Linked DNA regions of Homo sapiens: all the other regions are linked to region 3. The links are chromatin contacts, found by Hi-C or POLR2A ChIA-PET in ENCODE. All regions are on one chromosome and are shown on one strand. The core of a region is the stretch at or near the end of the contact, and the rest is flanking DNA. Distances in the headings are between cores, read along the strand shown.

Evidence for each region. A loop is a pair of places that touch in the nucleus more often than their neighbours do. ChIA-PET counts read pairs that join two places held with the same protein, here RNA polymerase II (POLR2A). Pooled maps may share reads with other maps.
Region 1: a loop to region 3 is called in a map of CD8-positive, alpha-beta T cell, with 28 times the contacts of the local background. The contact joins the promoter of LINC02848 here to the promoter of ERV3-1 in region 3. A Hi-C loop is called at or near these places in 3 of 168 maps with a recorded cell type or tissue (CD8-positive, alpha-beta T cell, colonic mucosa and naive thymus-derived CD4-positive, alpha-beta T cell) and 6 of 50 pooled maps. POLR2A ChIA-PET finds 5 or more read pairs at or near these places in 1 of 52 experiments (CD4-positive, alpha-beta T cell).
Region 2: a loop to region 3 is called in a pooled map, with 14 times the contacts of the local background. The contact joins the promoter of CRCP here to the promoter of ERV3-1 in region 3. A Hi-C loop is called at or near these places in 6 of 50 pooled maps. POLR2A ChIA-PET finds 5 or more read pairs at or near these places in 3 of 52 experiments (CD4-positive, alpha-beta T cell, activated B cell and naive thymus-derived CD8-positive, alpha-beta T cell).

What each region holds. Positions count from the first base shown.
Region 1 is chr7:63,896,873-63,901,979 of GRCh38, reverse strand. LINC02848 (long intergenic non-protein coding RNA 2848) reads right to left here and starts at 2,082. Exons shown (of 7, transcript NR_186803.1): 1 at 1,981-2,082; 2 at 1,535-1,642; 3 at 942-1,351. It also overlaps the pseudogene GABPAP.
Region 2 is chr7:66,112,826-66,117,433 of GRCh38, reverse strand. It overlaps CRCP (CGRP receptor component), which reads right to left and starts at 2,587. Exons shown (of 6, transcript NM_014478.5): 1 at 2,464-2,587. The coding sequence starts at 2,471. RefSeq lists silencers at 1,798-2,092, 3,521-3,711 and enhancers at 1,679-2,207, 2,745-2,874.
Region 3 is chr7:65,003,388-65,007,936 of GRCh38, reverse strand. It overlaps ERV3-1 (endogenous retrovirus group 3 member 1, envelope), which reads left to right and starts at 1,250. Exons shown (of 2, transcript NM_001007253.4): 1 at 1,250-1,396. It overlaps ERV3-1-ZNF117 (ERV3-1-ZNF117 readthrough), which reads left to right and starts at 1,191. Exons shown (of 4, transcript NM_001348050.2): 1 at 1,191-1,396. RefSeq lists a silencer at 990-1,159 and an enhancer at 1,260-1,319.

The DNA of each region.
Region 1 (5,107 bases), core at 833-3,332, 1.1 Mb after region 3:
CGCCATTCCAGAATCAAAGGGACTGTCCCTGGGGACATATGGAAATTAGGGACATCAATTACACGAAACTAGAAGTGATCCCAGAAGTTCCCATTGTCTAGACAGAAAAGGTCAACAGATCAGCCCGAGAGAGTAAAGGTACCTCCGGGAGTGCCGGGGGGTGATGAGCTTTCCATTCAAAGCAAAGATGTGAAGCCTGAGGAGTTACAAAGACTCCCCAAATGGTCCACACCTTGAAAGTCGCTCCCACAAAGCTGGAGCACCACCTGTTCCTGAGGATCAGGCTGCCATCTGTGTTTGAGACACTGGCCAGTCAGACATTTGTTGAGATGAGGCCAATGATATCACGTGTAAAATACCTAAACCATCCTAATCTTTAGGTAGCTATTTGGGGGACTTTCTACCAAATGGGTTGGTGAAAAATGGCGCACCAGAGACACACGCCTGGGAACTGAAATTTTCTCCTCTGCTTTTAGCATCTCCTGGGTAAGCCAATAATGGCCCTCCCTGCCCCCTCAATATCCACATCCGCGAAAAAGTCGCTGGTGAGGGTGACATTTTCACGAAGCCACAGCCCATGTCACCCCGTGCAAAGCTCTGAACTTGTGCACTGGCGGGCCAGGCGGCGGATTTCTCCCCACAGCGGCGGAACTGCGCTCTGGCTGGAGAGAAAAGAGGGCAGCGGCACAATGGACAGCGCCTGGACCTCAGGCCAGTTCCCACAGCAGCTTAGGAAAGCCGGTGGCTCCCTGGGCTGCAGGAGGCGCGATGGCCAGGAAAGACCCTGGGTACAGGTGGGAGAGGGAACCCAGCTGAGCAGCGGGAAGTGGGGTGAGGACTACACCCGTCCCAGTTTGACAAGGGCGAGGTGTACATCGCGGCGTCACGCCCTCCTCACTGCCCAGCCCGGACCTGCCCCTCCTGTCCCTCTCCGGACTCACTTTCTTTGGCAAGGAAGTGCACGCGATCAGTAGCCAGCATCGTTGTGGAAGCGGCGAGGTCCACATTGCCGTGTCCAACCCTCCTGGGCTGCCCGCCTCCTCGCATGTCGCCTGCTGGGATTCCAGTCCAGCCGCCTTGCCACCAACGGGCGGGGGACCGTTAAGAGCTACTGTTTCCAGCCTGCCTAGCCAGGCTCTCACCGCCCCGCTCCTCCCACGAGAACTGCGCCCCGTCCCCGAGCCCGGGTCATGCTGGGATTGTAGTCCCGAAGTGCCTGAAACAACGGGCGGGAGCAGTGAAGAGACTACAACTCCCAGCATGCACAGCGAGGTCAACACAGCCCGGCTTTCCTCTTCAGGACTGTGCGCCGCCCCATGTTCATGCTGGCTGTGATTGTAATCCGGTCGCCCTGCAATTAAAAAACTGGAAGCTAATCAAAGACGACAACTCCCAGTATGCCAGGTGTAGCTCCCACCCACTAATCCACACCTCCCCGCGTCCAGAGCAGTACTGCCATGTCAAGGGGAGCCTGGCTGTTCCCAAACCTCTCCTGCCTGCCAGGCGACAGTGGGACCAGGGCGGTTGGTCCTACCTTGTAATTATGTCACTACCTCTTCCTAAGATGCTGGCTTCATGCTTCGTCAGTGCCTGAAGTTTGATTTCTCACGGAGCGGCAGGGGACCGGGGGCTGCTCACAAACCTGTCAGGGTTGCCATAGTAACGCTACTCTTCCTGTAGCTGGACTCGCCCCACCCTTTCTCGCACGCTTCTTCCCTTGGCCCGGCCTCTCCCCTCAGCACCGCCCCTTCTCCCCCGCCTCTTTTATTGGCACCGCCCCTCATCCTCGCTCCGCCCCTGACACGCCCCTTCGGACAAGCGGCAGTGTAGTCCCTGCGTAGGAATGGGGTTAATGGCCAGATGTCTGACACTTCTCGGACTTTTTGTGATCCCACGCGGGAAGCTCCCTCCTGAGTGTCTGAAATTGTCAGTTCACTGCCAGAAATGGATATAAGCGATCCCTGATAACTTGGCACTTGCCTTTTCAAAGCCGCCGTTTCCTCCATCCTCTGGGTTGTCACAAATCCTCCTTTGCAGCACCGCAGGAGTGCCCCTTGGACCCCGAGCTGGCTGCAAGGCCCACACCTGGGTCAGGCCTCGCACAGGGACGCTCCTGCCACTCTAATAAAGAGTAGAAAACGTCACACTGAAAGGCCTGACCCTGCTGCATCCAGTCAGGAAACAGCCACAGGGAAGGGAACCCCTAAGCCACTTTGGGAGCCACATCCACCACTTCTCTGCCCCTGACCCAGGCTGGTTCCTAGCCCTTAGGGTCCTACTGCGGACCTCCCGGCCATAATTAACGCAGGTGCAGGACCAGAGAGCCCCTTGGTCCCTCCCAACACATGAGGGAACTTTGTGTGGTGAGGTCAGGTACAGTGTCTACGTTTCTGCTGTGAATAGGGCTTTCTTGGAAACAATTTTAATTTCCCTTTTTAAATATCCCTTTGGAACCACATTTAATAATTTGCTGGTGGAACTTAACAGTGATAAATCTTTGAATCCATTTTTCTTTTCTTTTTCTGACACGCAGTCTTGCTTTGTAGCCCAGGCTGGAATGCTGTGACTCGATCTGGGCTCACTGCAACCTCCACTTCCCGGGTTCAAGCGATTCTCCTGCCTCAGCCTCCCGAGTAGATGAAATTACAGACAACCGCCACCACGCCCGGCTAATTTTTGCATTTTTTAGTAGAGATTGGGTTTCACCATGTGGGCCAGGCTGGTCTCGAACTCCTGAACTCAAGTGATCTGCCCGCCTTGGCCACCCAAAATGCTGGGATTGCAGGCGTGAGCCACTGCGCCCGGCCTGAATCCATTTTAACACTGAGTTTTTCAGATTAACTCGAAGTACCCCACAACTACACGCTAATGAAACTAGAGGAGGCACAGCCTCAGCTCCGTGCAGGATGGATGCACAAGAGCAGAATCTCCATGGGACGCCTTTCTGGAGCATCAGTATTACTGCAGGATTTGGAAGCAACAAGTTCAAATAATTTTCAACGTTAACACACTGGAAATTTAAGAGAAGTCTGGAAACTCATCTACCTTTAAAAACTGTCAGTCATCTGTGCCTAAGTCAGACTTTCTCCAAGAAAAAAAAAAAAAGAAACTCTAAGGAGACCCTATTTTTTATTCTTCTAAGTAGTTAAAATTAGAAATCACAGCAAGTCAACAGGAAGCTCTCCTCTGCCAGTCTCCTAAATCACAATATGGCCTTGGTAGGGTTTTATTTGTATTTTTTGGAGGGGTTTGTTGACATGTTGGGTATAAAACTTGGGCGGGGGGGGGTGGTTGACCAATTTTTGGAAGTTTTCAGCCATTAGTTGGTGATTAACTTTGTACCTCATTTAATTTTTCTGTTCCCTGTCCAACTTGGACTCAATCACTCTACAGGTCTCTAAGACTTCATTTTCTTAAAGCTTTTTCACTCTTTTATTCAGAATGGACAACTTCTATTGCTCTGTCTTCTGTTTCTAATCTTTGAATAAGCTCAAAAGTATTTTTCAAATTTCCTTATCTTCCTATTATTTCGTAATTTCCATGTCTTTGCTGAGGTTCCACATCTCTTCATTGTTAGAATATTTTCCTTTACCCCCATGAACAGATTTATAATAGCTGCCTTTAAACATCCTGAATTACAACATCTTAAATATCTTAGGATCACTCCTACTGCCTGCTTTTTAAATTGCGTATGGATTCTATTTTTGTGTTTCTTCACACGTATCATGAATTTTAAAGTTGTGTACTAAAACTGTAAAGAATCATTATATAGACTCTCATTTCTGTTGTGTACCTTTAACAGCGGTGTTATTTTTTACAAAAGGTGTTAATTGGGCTGGATTCAAACCTCAATACCTGTCTACCCTGCAGTGGGCACAGCTGAAAACCTCATTCAGTTCTTACTGACACATAGGTCATATCTATATTATGCAGCTGTGTTTCTATAACAATAGGTAATATATTATGCAGGTGTCATCATTATAATCTGTGTTAATTCAACAAGCTAATCCGGTATTACTGAAAGCCAGGACCTCAGTTTTTTTTTGTTTTTTGTTTTCTGTTTTTTGTTTTTACTGTATAATAGTTTTATTTTTCTCATTTTACTATTTTTACATTTTATGCACAAATATTTTTTATCTGCGTAAAAATAGAAAATAACTTTTATGTAAAATTACAAAAAAAATTAAAACCACAAAGAAATACATAATTGTTATTATGACAGTATAAGTGTCATTGTCGTTATTTAAAGAGTAAAAATGTATGCAAAAGTCCTCCTCCCAATTACAAAAGATTAAGAATTTTGTTTTTCCTGGCAGCAAGTGAAATATTGAAGTATCAATATTTTTACACCCTTTAGATCTGAAGACATTAAGTTAGTCACAGATTTGTTTTGCAATTATGAATTTTAAAACATTTTTGTGCTATTTCAAGGATACACTGGTTCTTTCTTAAAGGCAGTAGCATAAAATGAATATGGAAAACAGCAGACCTCACAAAAATATTTGGTGGTACAGTTCTTTTTGTATCATACTTGAGTATCACCATTAATCAGGGGAGAAAACAACTAAACAGTTTTTCCTAATTAAATGACATAGACTGATACAAAAATAAATGTGATCAGTCAATTTACCTGAAGATCAACCACACATAGCAATTCTGCCTAATTTGTTTTTCTGATGCCAACACAAATATTTAGACTTTAGGCTAGCGAGATATGTATGAAAGTTGGCTCAATAAAAACTTCACATGGAAAACAAATTTTAAAACAAAAATGAACATTTCTTTTACTTAAATTCTTGTACTTCTAAGGTACAAATGATGACCAATAATTTTATCTTTCTTCCTTTGAATATACTGTAAATTCTATGAAAAATTCATTTATAAAAACAAAGCAAAGAATGAATAGAATAAATTTTATTTTCTTTCACAATGTTATATTTTAATAGAAGAAAAAAACTACCTGGCTTTCTGATAACTGTAACCTAAGTAAAACAAATATTTTACATATAATTTGAGGCAAAGTAATGAGTTTCTTGAATCAACTGGAGAAATTAGTCATATTACTTTACCTATGTCATGCATAAATGATGGCAAGAAGAAAAAAAAA
Region 2 (4,608 bases), core at 1,338-3,837, 1.1 Mb before region 3:
AAACATACCTTTGAGAACCATCAGCACATAGATGGGTGAAATGACAGAGTGTGGAGAGAAAGGGTCCCAGGACTGAGCCCTAAGATACCACTCAACACTTAGACATCAAGCAAGAGAGGAACGGGACCCAGGGAAGGACACTGAAGTAGTCCTTGATGTAGGAGGAAATACGCAAAGGAACATACATCACAAGAAAAGGAAAGTTTCTAGAGTTTCTGTATTAACCACTGCTGAGAGATCAAGAAAGTTGAGGCCAGAAAATCAACCTCTGAATTTGACAAGATGGAGGGATCAGGTTTTTTTTTTTTTTTTTTTTGAGACAGTCTTGCCCTGTCACCTAGGCTGGAGTGCAGTGGCACAATTTGGTTCACTGCAACCCCTGCCTCCCGAGTTCAAGCGATTCTCCTGCCTCAGCCTCCTGAGTTACTGGGATTACAGGCGCCCACCACTACACCCAGTTAATTTTTGTATTTTTAGTAGAGAGGAGGTTATGCCATGTTGGCCAGGCTGGTCTCAAACTCCTGACCTCAGGGGATTCGCCCACTTCGGCCTCCTAAAGTGCTGCGATTATAGGCATGAGCCACCACGCCCCGCTGGTTCAGGTAATCTTAACAGTCATTCCCGTAGACCAGTGAGGATGAAAGCCCAACAGAATGGCTGAGAGAATGAGGGGCTAATCAGCACTTTCAAGAAGTTTTGTTGGGATGGGAAGCAGAAATGGAGTAAGAGGGGGACATGTATGTGGGGACGGAGGATTTTCTAAGATGAATTCTCTAAAGCAGGGTTGTATGCTCACAGGAAATGCTCTAGTAAAGAGGGAAAAATTAGTAATGATGGCTTGGACTAGAGTAAATTATATGAATAGTTTTTTAGGTTGCAGATGAAATCCCATCAGTGGGTTGCAAAATTAATTCAGTGGTTCAATTTTTTTTTTTTTTTTTTTTTAAGACAGAGCCTTACACTGTCACTCTGGCAGGAGTGTAGTGGCTCTATCTCAGCTCATTGCAGCCTCCTGGGATCAAGTGATCCTCCCATCTCAGCCTCGTAAGTAGCTGAGACTACAGGCATGAACCACCACACCCAGCTAACTTCTTAATTTTTTGCAGAGACAGGGTCTCCCTATGTTGCCCAGGCTGGTCTCCACCTCCCAGGTTCAAGTGATCCTTCTGCCTAAGCTTCCCAAAGTGCTGGGATTGCTGGTGTGAGCCACCACGGTTGGCCCCATTCATATTAATAAAAAATAGACAATATGAGAGTGTACGCCACACATTATTGTTTCATGAGCCTTTCATTTCAGTTACACAGACATATTGTGTTTAAAAAAAAATCGGAAGAGGCCAGGTGAAGTGGCTCACGCCTGCAATCCCAGGACTTTGGGAGTACAAAGCAGGAGGATCACTTGAGCTCAGGAGCTGGAGACCAGCCTGGGCTGTAGTGAGACCCTGCATCTACAAAACTTTTTTTAAAAAATTAGCGGTGAGTGATGGCGTGGGCCTGTAGTCCCAGCTACTGAAGAGGCTGAAGCAGGATTGCTTGAGTCCAGAAAGTGAGGCTGCAGTGAACCATGATTACACCCCGCCTGGGGGACAGAGCAAGACCCTGTTTCTTAAGAAAAAACAATTAATTAAAAATGTAAAAATGTGAAATGCCATAGTACATATAACCATTAAACATGAGGCAAAAGAACATAAAGGAAACTGTATCAAATAATCAGTTCAAAGAGAACACAAGATAGTAATACCTACAAATTAATATCAACCGTATAAAGCCCACATTCAGAGTAGATGCAAAATCTTCCATTTGCACCAGGCGCAACGAGCAAGCATGGAAAAGACCACGTGGAGTTAAACTGTCAGAAAATCTTTTACCCTCGCCTTGCACACACACCCACACACCCCCTGCTGTTTCTCTGGTCCCAGTCCTGGTTCACGTCCTTCCCTTCTCCACCCCAAAACCAGCCCCTTCCCTCACAGTGTTTACTGCTCCCATCAAATTCCGAGGGCAGCTCTTCCGAGGGCTCTCCAGGGGCCTACAGCTGCAAGCAGAGCTCTACCCGGCCCTGATTCGTCTCTCCTCCACCTACTTTCAGGGCGGACAGACTCAGGCCTTTATAGCCTTCTAAGTCCGGGGTCGGATACCAGACTGGGCTCCACCCCCGCACTGTGACCCAGAAACGCTGGTAAACGAATGAGAGAAGGAGGGGGCACATTGAAAGGCAGCCGGACACGGAAGTGCTCGGCCCCGCACCAGACACGGCGTGGAGGGGAAGCGAAGGTTCGGAAGGGCAAAGCGAGAGTCCCGTTCGTCCCCGTCACCACCCCGCGGCCCTCCCGGACAGGGCCGGCCCGCTGCCCTCACTCCCGTACGAGGGTCGCCCAGTCCCCACGGCTCTCGGCTCTCAGCTCTCAGCGGTCAAACCGTTGGGCTCCTCGGGCGAAAAGGGACGCGCCCGAGAAGACTTACACTTCCATGACGTCCCGCCTCGTCGCCCCTAGCTGCCAGCAGACAAAGAACCTCACACTTCACAGCTGTCTCCGCCGCCACCAACAGCGCCAAGGTGCCAGCTCCGCGCGCCAAGGTGCTCGCCGGGATCGCCGCGCTGCATGCCGGGAGCTTGGCGGACCCGGAACCTCGCGCTGCGCGTTCCCCTTTTTCGGGGGGCAGGGTGGGGGAGTGTCCCTGCATCCTTCCACCAGGCCGATTTAAGACTGCTAAGCGTTTGCGGACAGGATTATCTTGTGTTTTCTTTTCTTTTTTTCTTTAACCTTTTTTTTTTTTTGAGACGGAGTCTCGCTCTGTCGCCCAGGCTGGATCTCGGCTTACTGCAACCTCCGCCTCCTGGGTTCAAGCGATTCTCCTTCTGCCTCAGCCTCCCAAGTAGCTGGGACTACAGGCGCTTGCCACCAAGCCCGGCTAATTTTTTGTGTTTTTAGTAGAGACGGGGTTTCACCGTGTTAGCCAGGATGGTTTCAATCTCCTGACCTCGTGATCCGCCCGCCTCGGCCTCCCAAAGTCCTGGGATTACAGGCGTGAGGCACCGTGCCCAGCCTCTTTTTTTCTTTTTTGAGACAGAGTCTCGCTCTGTCACCCAGGCTGGAGTGCAGTGGCACGATCTCGGCTCACTGCAATCTCTGCCTCCCAGGTTCAAGCAATTCCCTGCCTCAGCCTCCCGAGTAGCTGGGATTACAGGCGCCCGCCATAACGCCTAGCTAATTTGTGTATTTTTTAGTAGAGACGGGGTTTCATCATCTTGGCCAGGCTAGTCTTGAACTCCTGACCTCGTGATCCACCCGCTTCGGCCTCCCAAAGTGTTGGGATTACAGGCGTGAGCCACCTCGCCGGGCTCTGTCTGTTTTCGTGGTCTAGGTTTTAACAAAGTATTAATCAGCTGAAGTTGTGAGACGTGATCGGGTTAGTGGGCCTTTGCATGTTAAAATCCCACCTCTCAGAGAGTAGTGAGGCTGGTGGCATCTGGGCTGCCAGAAACATTGCAGTTTATTTATTTATTTTTTAAGAGACAGGGTCTTGCTCTGTCGCCCAGGCTGGAATGCAGTGGTGCAATCAGAGCTCACTGCAGCCTTGAACTCCTGGGCTCAAGCAATCCTCCCACCCCAGCCTGCCAGAGTAGCTGGGACCACAGGTGCGCTCCGCTACACCTGGCTAATTTTCTTTTTTTCTTTTTCTTTTTCTTTTTTTTTTTTTTTGAGATCAGTCTCACTCTGTTGCCCAGGCTGGAGTGCAGTGTCGTGATCTCGGCTCATTGCAACCTCTGCCTCCTGGATTCAAGCAGTTCCCTGCCTCAGCCTCCCCAGTAGCTAGGATTACAGGTGCCCGCCATAATGCCCAGCTAATTTTTGTATTTTTTTAGTAGAGACGGGGTTTCACCATCTTGGCCAAGCTGGTCTTGAACTCCTGACCTTGTGATCCACCCTCATCAGCCTCCCAAAGTGTTGGGATTACAGGCGTGAGCCACTGCACCCAGCCACCTGGCTAATTTTCTAAAATAAAATTCTTTATTGTCCAAAGAGTCAGCTACAAAATTTTTTAATTTTTTTGTAGAGATGGGGGTCTCACTGTGTTGCCCAGGCTGGTCTTGAACTCCTCGCCTCAAGTGATCCTCCCACCTCCAACTCCCAAAGTGCTGGGATTACAGGTGTGAACCACCACAATAGCCTCTGTTGCCTACTTTGTAAATAATAAGGGTGTTAAATAATCCTTATAAAGTTCCTGGCACTTTATTAATTACTGTGGCAATACAACCATGACTCTCTATGAGGTACATTGCATTATTATTGACATTTTATAATTGAAGAAACTGAGGCAGACTTGGAGAGATTATGATTTACCAAAAGTCACTCATCTAGGAAGTTGTCCAGTGGGTATTGAACCCCAGCCAATCTGAACATATACAACAGATGCATTAACTAGAGACTGATGAGTGGATGAATAAAATGTGCTACATTTGTGCAATGGAAAACTACTTAAAAAGGAGGCTGGCCGGGCACGGTGGCTCACGCCTGTAATCCCAGCACTTTGGGAGGCCGAGGCGGGCAGATCACGATGTCAGGAGATCGAGACCATCCTGGCTAACAGGGTGAAACCCCGTCT
Region 3 (4,549 bases), core at 1-2,500:
TTGAACTCGTGAGCTCAAGTTATCCTCCCAGCTCAGCCTCCTGAGTAGCTGGGACCACAGGTGCACACCAACACGCCTTGCTAACTTTTATTTTTATTTTTGAGACACAGTCTCGCTCTGTCACCCAGGCTGGAGTGCAATGGTGCGTTCTTGGCTCACTGCAACCTCCACCTCCTGGGTTCAAGTGACCCTCCTGCCTCAGCCTCCCAAGTAGCTGGAATTACAGGTGCACGCCACCAGGCCCAGCTAATTTTTGTATTTTTATAGAGACAGGGTTTCACCATGTTGGCCAGGCTGGTCTTGAACTCCTGACCTCAGGTGATCCGCCCACCTCAGCCTCCCAAAGTGCTGAGATTACAGGCGTGAGCCACCGTACCCAGCCCATGGCTAATTTTTAAACTTTTTTGTAGAGATGGAGTCTCACTATGTTGCCCAGGCTGGTCTCAAGCTCCTGGCTTCAAGCAGTCCTCCCACCTCAGCCTCCCAAAGTGCTGGGATTACAGGCATGAGCCACCATGCCCAGCCGCAGAAGGGCAATTATTACACAGTGACAGTGGAAGGAACAGAGACACAGTCGGTGGATGGTGGGAAGATAAGAACATTCACTCTGAGGGCTTCTAGTAACGTTGGAGAAGTGAGCATCAGCTTAGCAGAAGGGAGGGAGGGAAGGAAGCACAGGAGGTTTGAGGAGAGAGAGAGAGGAAGTATGAAATCAGAGCTGCACTTCAATGTGGTGGCTATTGGCCATGTGTGGCTACAGGATAGCTGGAATATGGCTGGTCTGAACTGCGATGTGCTAGAAAGGTAAAATACAGGGTTAGATTTAAAGATTTAGTTCCAAGAATATATACACTACATTAATAATTACATATTGCTCCTATACTAAAATAATATTTTGGATATATTGGGTTATTAAATGGTTAGAATGAATTTCACCTGTTTCTTCTTTCTTCTTAACTACTAGAAAATTTAGAATTCACACATGGCTCACATTTTATTTCAGACGGTTGCCTTACAAGGCAAATGCCGTCTGGGGAGGGCCTGGGTCAGCTCAGGGAGGAAGCTCTGCCTGAAAAGGCTTAGGGTTCACTCTACATTCAGCCCAGCATCTGAGCACGTCTTCTGTCAATCAAGGCCTGAGAGGGTGGGGCCCTAAACATTATCCAATCAGGGACGCTGGGCTGGGACCCGTCCAATCAGGCACTCAGCTGGAGCAGACAGGACGGCTTCCGGGTTTGGTGGGGCCTTTGTCTCTGGCGGCAGCCGGAGCTTCTGGTGTAGTCTTCACTGCTCTGTGTCTTCTGCTCCTAGAGGCCCAGCTTCTGTGGCCTCGTTACCTGCAGGTATTGGGAGATCCACAGCTAAGACGCCAGGACCCACTGGAAGCCTAGAAATGGTGAGAGTGCCGGGTCCGACATCCCGAGAGAGGGGGCGGGGCTGGTTGGAACTGGTGGGAAGTGGCTGTGGCGGGACTCTGGCCTCCCCGCAGCTGGCTCCAAAATCCGCGGCCCCGAGTTCTCCTTGGCGCAGCTCGGCCCTCAGTCCCCTTCAGCCATAGGATGGCGGCCGGGCTGACAGCTCGGACCCCGGGCATCCTGTCTCCTCCCTGCGCAGTGACTGTGCCTTGTTCTGGAGTCCTCTGTGGGCAGCTCTGCCCCCACTGCCGCAGCTCTCCCCGATTGTGCAGGGACCACTGGACGGTCGTCAGGGGAGAATACTGACTCAGGATGCAGAGTTCATGAATGGGAAGAGCTTTGGTCTGCGGGGTTCCCAGTCCCCCTTTTTTTCTATTAAAAATTTGTGGAAGTCTCCGCAGAAATATTAAAGAATTTAATTAAAGAGTAATTCAAGAATTGTAGAGCACCAAGCTATGTTTTGTAGTTTGTGGTTTATGGAAGGGGCTTGAAGAAAACACTTTTATAAAGTGCATGATAAAGGAAAGCAAATTCAATAATTGGTTAGGTAAAGTTATGTAGTTTCTTAATTTGTACGATCAAGGTGGAAATTCCCTGGTCATGTAATGAGAGGTTAATTGGCAGTTTATAGTTGGTTAAGCCTGAATTTTATTTTCCCCCAATGTAATACTTTAGAAAAAAATCATTCGAGTTAGATTTTTTTGCAAGTAGCAACCCTAGGACTGGAGCCACCTCAGTCTAATTGCCTGCCACTTAATTATTTTCACACTCCACAGGGCACTGATTTTCCTCTGCATTTTTCACTTCTGTCTCAAGCAGGGTCTCAAGACTTCTCCCCATTTCCCATTCCTCCAGCCTAACTCTGGCTTGCAGTAAAATACTAAATTTCCAGTTCCTTCTGACATTCCCAAATGCCAATTTCCCCTCCCTAATTCACATTATCAACTATTTGTCCTTTAATGTACACTTTAGTGTACATTTTAGGTACCATATTTTAATTAATCATTTTTTGACAAAGCATTGGCTGGCATTTTAAAAAAGATTTGTTTTCTGTTTGTAAAGATTTCCCAAGAGAAGAAAGCAAAGAATAATCCCCTGACACTGTATTGTAAAAAATGTTCTGTGCCTCCTTTCCTTTTATTGCCTCTAGCCACAGAAACCTTATCAGAATATTTTTGGGTCAGGGTTTCCCTTTGGAAACTTTATAAGGTAATGTGTCCTCAGCCACCCTTCAGTTTTTTCCCTGGTTCTGGGTTTCAGTACTGTCTGGGGATAAATCAAGATATCCACTGTGGCTGTGTATGCTACAATGTCTAGTAAATTTCAGCTCCTGGCCTGGAATGAAACTTCGCATATCTGGGAATGGGAGACAGGACAGCCTGAAGTTGGAGTGTAGCCTCTCAAGGGAGCAGGTGGATGCCCTGAGGCTGAGAGGAGTCTCCTGGGGTACTCTTCCTTTGAAAAGCAAACCCTTAGAGAAGTTAAGATTGTCTTCAAGCAACCCGGGTTCCATTTCTCGAAGACACATTGCTGGTCAGCCAATCAGATGGTGGTAATGAGGGAAAAACAAATAATTACTGCCACCTGGATTCTCCAAGAATTATGAAAGAGAAAATAGTATCCCAAAAGACAAAAAAAAAAAAAAAAAAAAAATCAAACCTGGCCCCAGTGAGATGGTGCAGCAACTTGCAAAGTGAAATGCACCTTGGGGCACTCAATGGGGCCTAGTACAGTGTCTCTGGAGAGGGTGGTCACTGAGCACTTAAGTGAGCAGGATGGGGGTGGGAGAATCTCTCAAGGGATTGGGTGGCCTGACTTGACATATGAGTCAAACACATCTGTTTTTTAATGAGCACCGTAGCTCCCTGGGTTTGTCACCTTGAAAAGGTTTGTTCACTTATTTTGACTACAGTTTTTTAACTGTAACTTGCATTTTATTAGTAGGGCTTAAAAGGTAAGAAAATATTTACAAAGGGCATAAAAGAGGTGGGGCTCAGAAGAAAATAAATATCTAATCCTATATTCCATTCTTAAGAATACTCATTTAAGGAAGACTCTGTCTCAAAAACAAAAACAAAACTCATTTACCTTTTTCTTTCCCAGACCGAGTTTAGAAATTTTCTCAGGTGTGTGTTTTTGTTTTTGTTTTGTTTTGTTTTGAGACGGAGTTTTGCTCTTGTTGCCCAGGCTGGAGTGCAATGGCTCAGTATCAGCTCACTGAAACCTCTGCCTCTGGGTTCAAGTGATTCTCCTACCTCAGCCTCCCAAGTAGCTGGGATTACTGGCATGTGCCACCATGCACCAGCTAATTTTTTGTATTTTTAGTGGAGATAGCGTTTTTCCATGTTGGTCAGGCTGGTCTTGAACTCCCTGCCTCAGGTGACCTGCCCGATCTGCCCGCCTTTGCCTCCCAAAGTGCTGGGATTACAGGCGTGAGCCACCGCGCCCAGCCAGGTGTGTTTTTTTAATGACTTGGTGACATCCAACAGAATTCCAAGGCTTAGTTTTTAGAGTGCTACAAAGGAAAAAAATAGGGAAAATCTCTCTTCCATTTTGGCTGTAGAAAATGAATACATTTCCATAAGAAAATGTGGTAGATAATTGGTGAGTTACATTCATGAAAACATCAGTTCCTCTTTTTGCAGGGTACATTTGTTACAGGGAATACCTCTGTTCTGTACTCTATCATCTTGATATGTGATGTTAATGCTAAATTTTATGAGAGGAAACTTGGTATCTCCTAGAAGTGCTCCCATATGACTAATTGTTTACTACATGATTTTTAATGGAAATAATAACATATTGTCTTAAAGGAATAAATGCTTTTGTATTTCTTATTGAGGTATGAAATGTAAGTACCGTAAAATTTCCTTCCCTTATATAAACAATGTGTTTGAGTAATTTTTCTGAATTTTTCAGTTTCAAAAACCAAGTGAATAACTCTGACATGGAAATTAAAGCTTGTGCCCAGTGACCCCAAGCTAATGCTAATATTGAGCCTGCAAAAAGCGGGGAGGTTCTTTCTTTCTTTTTCTTTTTTCTTGACAGAGCCTTGCTCTGTTGCCCAGGCTGGAGTGCAGTGGTGAGATCTTGGATCACTGCAGCCTCTGCCTCCTGGTTCCAGCAAATCTCTT